2 separate regions of the Homo sapiens genome follow, and region 1 is linked to region 2. A link is an interaction called in ENCODE POLR2A ChIA-PET data of the cell type or tissue named here. Cell type or tissue: OCI-LY7. All regions are shown on one strand. Links, peaks and the distances in the headings refer to the core of each region. The heading gives the core; the rest is flanking DNA.

The links. Peaks named below come from ENCODE experiments on the same cell type or tissue, not always from the same donor. Only the 100,000 strongest peaks of a DNase experiment are listed, where the experiment ranks them.
Region 1: POLR2A ChIA-PET joins it to region 2 with 6 read pairs; 6 of 35 experiments call an interaction of 5 or more read pairs at or near these places.

The regions. Positions count from the first base shown.
Region 1 is chr1:246,734,471-246,738,868 of GRCh38, reverse strand. SCCPDH (saccharopine dehydrogenase (putative)) reads right to left here. Exons shown (of 12, transcript NM_016002.3): 3 at 2,814-2,894. Among named protein-coding and RNA genes, the nearest start is that of SCCPDH, 12 kb to the right of the region's middle. In OCI-LY7, for the core only: no CTCF peak of the experiment used is centred there; no DNase peak of the experiment used is centred there.
Region 2 is chr1:246,577,865-246,582,262 of GRCh38, reverse strand. All of the region lies in intron 1 of CNST (consortin, connexin sorting protein), which reads right to left. Among named protein-coding and RNA genes, the nearest start is that of CNST, 14 kb to the right of the region's middle. In OCI-LY7, for the core only: no CTCF peak of the experiment used is centred there; a DNase peak (open chromatin) is centred at 2,252; H3K4me3 peaks cover 1,549 bases; H3K27ac peaks cover 2,098 bases.

The DNA of each region.
Region 1 (4,398 bases), core at 72-4,071, 160 kb before region 2:
GGTTTTGTTTTGTTTTGAGACGGAGTCTCGCACTGTTGCCCGGGCTGGAGTGCGATGGTGCAGACTCGGCTCACTGCAACCTCCACCTCGCGGGTTCAAGCGATTCTGCTGCCTCAGCTTCCCGAGTAGCTGGGTTTACAGCACCTGCCACCACGCCCAGCTAATTTTCTATTTTTAGTGGAGACAGGGTTTCTCCATGTTGGTCAGGCTGGTCTCAAACTCCTGACCTCAGGTGATCCACGTGCCTCGGCCTCCCAAAGTGCTAGGATTACATCCCCTGCCCATTTTTAAAATAAATTGTCTTTATTTCTATTATTGTCTTGTAAAAGTTCTTTAAATACTCTGGGTTTTTTTTTTTTGAGACGGAGTCCCACTCTGTCGCCAGGCTGGAGTGCAGTGGCATGATCTTGGCTCATTGCAACCTCCGACTCCCAGGTTCAAGCGATTCTCTTGCCTCAGCCTCCCAAGTAGCTGGGACTACAGGCGTGCACCACCACGCCCAGCTAACTTTTGTATTTTTAATAGAGATGGGGTTTCACCATGTTGGCCAAGATGGTCTCGATCTCTTGACCTCGTGATCCGCCTGCCTCGGCCTCCCAAAGCACTGGGATTACAGGTGTGAGCCACCGCACCCAGCCCTCTGGTTCTTTAATAGGTTTGTTGTTGTTGTTTTGAGACAGGATCCGACCCTGTTGCCCAGGCTGGAGTGCAGTGGCGCAATCTTGGCTTACTGCAACCTCCAACTCCTGGGTTCAAGTGATTCTCATGCCTCAGCCTTCTGAGTAGCTGGGATTGCAGACGTGCACCACCATGCTTGGCTGATTTTTGTATTTTTAGTAGAGATGGGGTTTCGCCATGTTGGCCAGGCTGGCCTCAAACTCCTGGCCTCAAGTGATCCACCCACTTTGGCTTCCCAGAGTGCTGAGATTACAGGTATGAGCCAACGTGCCCAACTCCTTATTAGGTTTTGATATTATGGCTGGGCGTGGTGGCTCATGCCTGTAATCCCAGCATTCTGGGAGGCCGATGCAGGTGGATCACTTGAGGCCAGGAGTTCAAGACCAAGCTGGCCAACACGGTGAAACCCTGTCACTACTAAAAATACAAAAATTAGTCAGGTGTGGTGGTGTGCACCTGTACCCCCAGCTACTCAGGAGGTTGAGGCAGGAGAATCGCTTGAACCCAGGTGGCAGAGGTTACAGTGAGCCAAGATCGTAGCACTGCACTCCAGCCTGGGTGAGAGAGAGAGACCCTGTATCAAAAAAAAAGGGGGGGGTTCGATACTACTTTTATGATAGTTTCTAGATGACTTAAAAGCTTTTCACCATTTTCTATGTTCTGGGTTATTTAAAATAACATGGGAATTGTTTTTTGTTTTTGTTTTTTGGAGACAGGGTCTCACTATGTTGCCCAGGCTGGAGTGCAGTGGCATGATCATAGCTCATTGCAGCCTTGACCTCCCAGGCTCAAGTGATATTCCTGTCTCATTCTCCTGAGTAGGTGGGACCACAGGTGTGTGCTACCAACTCCTGGCTAATTTGTTAACTCACCAGCTCAAGTCATCCTCCCACCTAGCCTCCCAAAGTGCTGGGGTAACAGGCGTGAGCCACCTCGCCTGGGCTTTTTTTTTTTTTTAATTTGTTTCCTCCTTTTTGAATCAATTTTTGTAATTTACACTGTCTCAGTATTTTCCAGTATTTTACCAATTGATAAACTGCAAATGCATATTAATATCATATTGGCATGCTGATGATGATAATCAGTAGTTACTACAGAGACACATGAGGTTACCATTTTAAAGGCTGTAGTAGAGCTTAATGCCTGTTAACACATAACTTCCTGTGGTCAGGCAAACCTCAATTGAAGACCTAGTTCTTCTACTTACTAGGTGCATTACTAGGTGCATTACTAGGTGCATTACTGAGTGAGTTACTTAAGCTTCCTAAGCTTTAATTTCCTCATCTACAAAAAATGGAGGAAGATAACTACCCTATAGGTATATTTTTAAAAAGTTACATAAAACACTTAGCACAATGTTGGGCATATGGTAAGCATTCAATAAATGTGAACATTTAAAATGTTTAGGTTGATTTTACACTAGTGAATTTTACCTTTATTTTTCTGTAATGTTATAAAGGTAACTGAATTTTCTTTTTTTTTTTGAGACAGAGTCTCGCTCTCGCTCTGTGGCGCAGGCTGGAGTGCAGTGGAGTGATCTCGGCTCACTGCAAGCTCCACCTCCTAGGTTCACCCCATTCTCCCACCTCAGCCTCCCAAGAAGCTGGGATGACAGGTGCCCGCCACCATGCCCGGCTCACTTTTTGTATTTTTAGTAGACATGGGGTTTCACCGTGTTGGCCAGGATGGTCTCGATCTCCTGACCTCATGATCTGCCCGCCTTGGCCTCCCAAAGTGCTGGGAGTGCAGGTGTGAGCCACCGTGCCCGGCCTAAAGGTACCTGATTTTTAAAAGGGAATTCAAAATGAAAACATGACAGAATTGAGATTCTAAGAATTATGCACAGTCCGCTATTTTAATTGATTCAGTTTAAAGCATGAAGTAGCTATAATAAGCACAGACCTATAAGAAATGATGTTGTAGGGAGGGAAAAAATTCAGAAAACTGAAGCTAAGACCTTACCATCAGCGCTCTCCTTTGAGCTATCAATGGAATACCACACGAATACCATATCTGAATGCTAGAAAGGAGTTGTCGGCTTCTAAATATGTCTGCAAAATTACACTAAATATTTCCACTTCATTAAACCGAAATTTATGTGTTAATTCTACGTTTTTCCTTTTTATTTTTTATACCTGAGGTTCTCCACTGATGTCGATACAACTGGCTCCATTTTCAATACATGCTTTTATTACAGGTTCTCCATAAAACCGATACTAGGGAAACAAAAAGAACAAAGAGGTTATTCTTGCTTGACAAGTTTAAATGAATAAAATGCCATCTAATCCTGGAAGTAAACAGTCCTAGTTATCAAGAAATCAACTGTTAATAAAATAGCCTAAAGATAAATTCAGAAAGTGGCCAGGCACAGTGGCTCACACCTGTAATCCCAGAACTTTGGGAGGCCGAGGCAGGTAGATCACTTGAGGTCAGGAGTTCAAGACCAGCCTGGCCAACATGGTGAAACCCCATCTCGACTAAAAATACAAAAATTAGCCGGGCGTGGTGGCACACACCTGTAATCCCAGCTACTCGGGAGGCTGAGGCAGGAGAATGGTTTGAACCTGGAAGGTGGAGATTACAGTGAGCCAAGATCGTGCCACTGCACTCCAGCCTGGGCGACAGAGTGAGACTCCGTCTCAGAAACAAAAAGATAAACTGAGAAGATACCTGCACAATACCATCTCTCACAGTGTGAATAAATAAAGGCATGATGGAATTACAGAGCAATGTATGCTTACCTCTACCTGAAGACAAAAGGAAAAGTTTCATACAAGTGATTCCCTTGAGTTGAACCCTAAAGAACAAATAAAAATTTTCCAGGAAAAAGAAAAATCCAGATACAGGAAAAAGTAAATGCAGAGGTTAAGAAAAAGGAGCTGTTCCTGTTGCTTGAAGCAGGAATCAAATTCACTTGAGTAGGAAGTAGAAAGAGATGGGTCTGAAAAGGCAGGCTACGGCCACATCAGGAAGGACCACATGTGCCATGCTAACAAGTTTCAACTTTATCCTTTCTAGTTTACTTGGCTTTCCAGAAGAATTTTAAACAGGATAGTGGTATAAGACTTATAGCACAGACGATATACTAAAGATGAGACATACAATACTAAAAAGGTGGAAATGACTGGATTTCCTGACTAGCTGGGCTGGACATGGGGGCCAAGAACCAGTGGTATTATTGGTCAAAATTAAAAACAAACCAACAGGAAGAAGAGAGTTTGCAAAGGATAAGTTTGATACTGAACAGAGCAGATATTCTGAGCCTGTATGATATTAGATTTCCCATATTATCTGTTATTCAAACTCAAGGAATTAAAATACAAATTTTCATATGTAAAAGCTAATACATCAGAATTCAGTCCCATTTCCAAAGAAGCATGACAAATCTTTTCCTTTGTGAAGAAGTAGATTAGAAGCACAAACTCCTCTGCTTTATTCATTCCTGGCAGCAAAAGATGGAACAAGGAAATCGTTTCTTTCTTCCAGCCTTTGAGGAACAAGGGACACTTAAAAGACACAATCGACCTTTACAAATAGGTCAGATGGGCTGCCCTCTTACCTAACTCCAAGACCTCACACCTCTTACTAAGAATGGCGGATAACACTGGAATTACAGGACTGGGAGAAGTGTGTGAAATTCGAGTTCCTACCCTCCCATTAACAAACCACATGAAATTAATGAAGAACTCTACTTCTGAGGCAGTATGGTATCATGGAACA
Region 2 (4,398 bases), core at 99-4,098:
TGATAACTGTCAGTAACAGATGGTGAGAGATAGAATACAGTGGGAGAAGGCAGAGGAAAGAAAAACAGCAACAGCAAAGTCGTGTTTAACTTCGTTTTTTGATTTGTGTGAAGGGCCAGTAAATCTGATAACTCTTAGCATATGGATCTGAAAAATTTCATCTTGCTAAATATAAGGAGTACATACATATAAGGTTATTAACAACTGCGTACTTGACTTATATGAAAGTTTACAACCATCTTTTAAGCTGTAATGAAAAGACACTTCTATTTAAAAAAACCCCAGTTAAAGGATATTATATTATACTGGATACCATTAAATTAATTAGATATAATACATATTGCAAAAATACTTTTGCCTATGATATTAGCAGACATCTCATAAAATTTTGCCTATAAAACATTTTTCATTTCTCCCTACAGAATCCAGCTCAGACATATGAATAAAAAATAATATAAACCAAGTACTAACGGGCTGCTGGTAAAGGGCATCTCCTAAGCTACTAACGTTTCTTCAAAGCCACAAAGAACACTTTATCAGCTATTTACTTATATTGCTTTTGTAAAAGTTTATAAGAAATGGAAAATGTAAAATGCAATGTCCTCTAGAACACATTAGGAGTTTGCAGCTGTAATGGAATGTTTTTAAGCAACCATGTGCTTTACAAGGACCCAGACTACGTTTCTAAAAGATTGGGATGGGCCGGGTGTGATGGCTCACGCCTGGAATCCCAGCACTTTGGGAGGCCAAGGTGGGCGGATCACCCGAGCTCAGGAGTTCGGGACCAGCCTGACCAACATGGAGAAACCCTGTCTCTACTAAAAATACAAAATCAGCCAGGCGTGGAGGCGCATGCCTGTAATTCCAGCTACTCGGGAGGCTGAGGCAGGAGAATTGCTTGAACCCGGGAGACAGGTTGCAGTGAGCCAAGATTGCGCCATTGCACTCCAGCCTGGGCAACAAAAGCAAAACTCCGTCTCAAAAAAAAAGATTGGTATGGGTAGAAAAAATACAGCATGGAGACACTGATGAAGTTTCATCCAATGTGGCTGTTACCATATCCATGTATGGGAATGGTTAAAGAAGAAAAGCATACAATTGCAATGAAAATACAGGACAGAAATAGCAACTAAAGACAGAAGATTATTACTCAAGGAAGTATCAGGATGTGAGTGGATATTTCGATGAATTACATTTTTTTTACATGCTATAAAGAAACCTTCAGGCTGGGCGTGGTGGCGCATGCCTGTAATCCCAGCACTTTGGGAAGCCAAGGTGGGGGGATCACTTGAGGTCAGGAGCTCAAGACCAGCCTGGCCAACATGGTGAAATCCCGTCTACTGAAAATACAAAAATTAGCCGGGTGTGGTGGCGCGCGCCTGTAATCCCAGTTACTCAGGAAGCTGAGGCGGGGCAATCGCTTGAACCCTGGGGGCAGAGGTTGCAGTGAGCTAAGATCATGATACTGCACTCTAGCCTGGGCAACAGAGTGAGACTGTCTCAAAAAAAAAGAAAAAAAAAGAAACCTTCAGAAAGACACCAATGTTCTCAAAATTAAATCCCCGTAAAATATGCTGAATCTTTAAAAGATAATTCAATTAGCATCAGCAATACAGAAGGGAGTAAAGAGATACCTCCTTTTTGCATGAAGCCAACCAAATATTTGAAGGTCTGCTATGAACAAAGTACTGTGGAAGTTAATAGAATCCATTTAGAAAGAAACGTCTGAAAATTCTGCTTCCAGTCCTCCTGAATAAGTCTTCTAATCAGAGAAGTGCAATTTCATAACTGTTCTTACCTTTCTCTCTGGTCTTTAAGGTATATTAAAAAAAAAGTATATTGGTAAATGGCAAAATAATGTCCAACTGTCTGTAATGAAATGATTAGGGATTATTTTTAGAATTTACTCAAAAGAGTACAGTATTTCATGCATTCATTTAATTTCTGACCACAAATACTTTAAATGCTACCTAACCCTTAATATTTATATGTCCAGAATGAAATCTACATACAGTTCTCAAAAAAAGGTACAAGAGATTATTTATTTAAAAAAAATCTAAGGAAACCATCAATAAAAGAGAAAACTGGTAATGTTACATCTTAATTTTTTAACCTTAGAAATTTAGTACAGTTTATTACCACTTTCAAGAAGATAAGCCCCGTCATTCGTAAGTACCAGAAGTTCCCTTTCAAAACAAGAACTAAGACTAGAGATAAGACAGAGCAGTAAGAAAGGAAGCTCTAATTTTGGAGTCATTCCCTTCTCAGTGCAAATACAGTTTTCTGATACTCGCCAGCTGTGAAATCTTAGTCAAATTAGTTCAACTCTATAAGCCTTTGTTTCTTTGCTGTAAGAATAAAATGAGACAATTTATGGGAAACTGCTAAAGTCATCCATAAAGATAAATTAAGAACATCCTTGTAAATAGTCTCCAGATGTCAACCGCTAGAAATTTTGTTTTATTTACTCTGCTGAGGACTCTGTGTGATTTTTATTTTTATTTATTTGAGACAGAGTCTCACTCTGTCGCCCAGGCTGGAGTGCAGTGGGGCAATCTTGGCTCACTGCAACCTCCGCCTCCCAGGTTCTAGTGATTCTCCTGCCTCAGCCTCCCAAGTAGCTGGAATTACAGGTGCCCACCATTTTTGCATTTTTAGAAGAGATGGAGTTTTACCATGTTTCCTGGGCTGGTCTTGAACTCCTGGGCTCAAGTGATCCTCCTGTTTTGGCCTCCCAAAGTGTTGGGATTACAGGTGTGAGCCACCTAGCCCAGCTACTGGCTATTTGTGAATCATGAATTTTCTAGTGATAGCAAGATGCATAGCACTAAGAGTTCAATAATCACATTTGTTGTCATCACTGAAACAGCATTGCTCCTTGGGAGGAAGAGCTTATAATAAGGTAGTGAAAAGCACACATGCAGAACCTAATGGGCAACAAGGCAGAATGAATACATACTTAACAGAAACAGGAAAGAGAAAAAGCTGACCAGGGATCTGCAAAGTCACAGGATGATAAATGGACACTCTCTGGTAACATCAATTCACTTCTAAAGGTGAGGATGGAAGAGAGATGCTAATTTTATGTTAACACAAACAGCTATTATAGAGCAGAATATACAAAATATAAAATTCCAAAAAATATTTAAGCTCAAATAAATCACTTTATAGAAATGTTTATGTTTAAGTCTATTGTGAGAAGTGACCGTAATACCAGAGTATGAGAATAACAAGACACATTTATATAGTGCTTACGCTTTGCCATGCATATAGTAACAATTCCTCACAACAGTCCTATTAGGTAGTTATTATTAGCACTAGCATTTTACAGACAAGCAATTTGAAGCACTAATAGGTAAAGCAACTCATCCAAAGTCAAACAGTTCTCAGAATTAGGACTCAACCTAGGCAGACTGGCTCCAGATTCTGTGCTGCTTGTGGTATGTAGGGCAGATTCCATAAGCAAGATGGAATTTGAGCTGGGGTTGAAGAGTTTGATAAGTTAGGAGGAGAAGGAGGAACAGAAATTGTAATAATACTATTTAGCCTTAGAAGAGGCCAATTATAATTTGAGGCAATAGTTTTTTTTTTTTTGAAACGGAGTCTCTCTGTTGCCTAGGCTGGAGTGCAGTGGCACGATATTGGCTCACTGCAACCTCCGCCTCCCGGGTTCAAGCAATTCTCCTGCCTCAGCCTCCCGAGTAGCTGGGACTACAGGCACGTGCCACCACACCCAGCTAATTTTTTGTATGTTTAGTAGAGACGGGGTTTCACCGTGTTAGCCAGGATGGTCTCGATCTCCTACCTCATGATCCGCCCACCTCAGCCTCCCAAAGTGCTGGGATTACAGGCGTGAGCCACCACGCCCAGCCGAAGGCAATGGTTAATACAGAATCCACACTGAAACATTTTCAGAGACCCATTTTTTAGAGCACGATAATTTTAGAGCTTATTTTAAAGCACTGTAACTTATTTGGTATTTAGTAGACACTGTCTCGAATTTGCTTATTTATTGTTTTAGAATTTTTCTCAAGTTATTTCATGCATATATATTATTTCCCATCTGGAATTCAAGTGCTTGAATGCTTGCAGCAGGAGAATGTGCCCATTACTTCTTTTACAATCCTCACCAAAACATAGCCCAGGCATATGAACGGTGTTTAATTAATGTTTGTTCAATTGAACTACAATACTAAAGTCTCTCACTACCTTTTACCCAAGGAAACAGATGTAGAAAAAAATGGTTATATCTCTAAAGATGATGTTTAAAATGTACTTAACAACAAAAAAACCACAAGTATTATCTGGTAGGAAACAGAAGAGGGAAACTTGAGAACAGAGGATATTTTTGTCAGTGAAAGATTAATACAGGGACGAGTCAGCAAAGTCCAAAAAAGA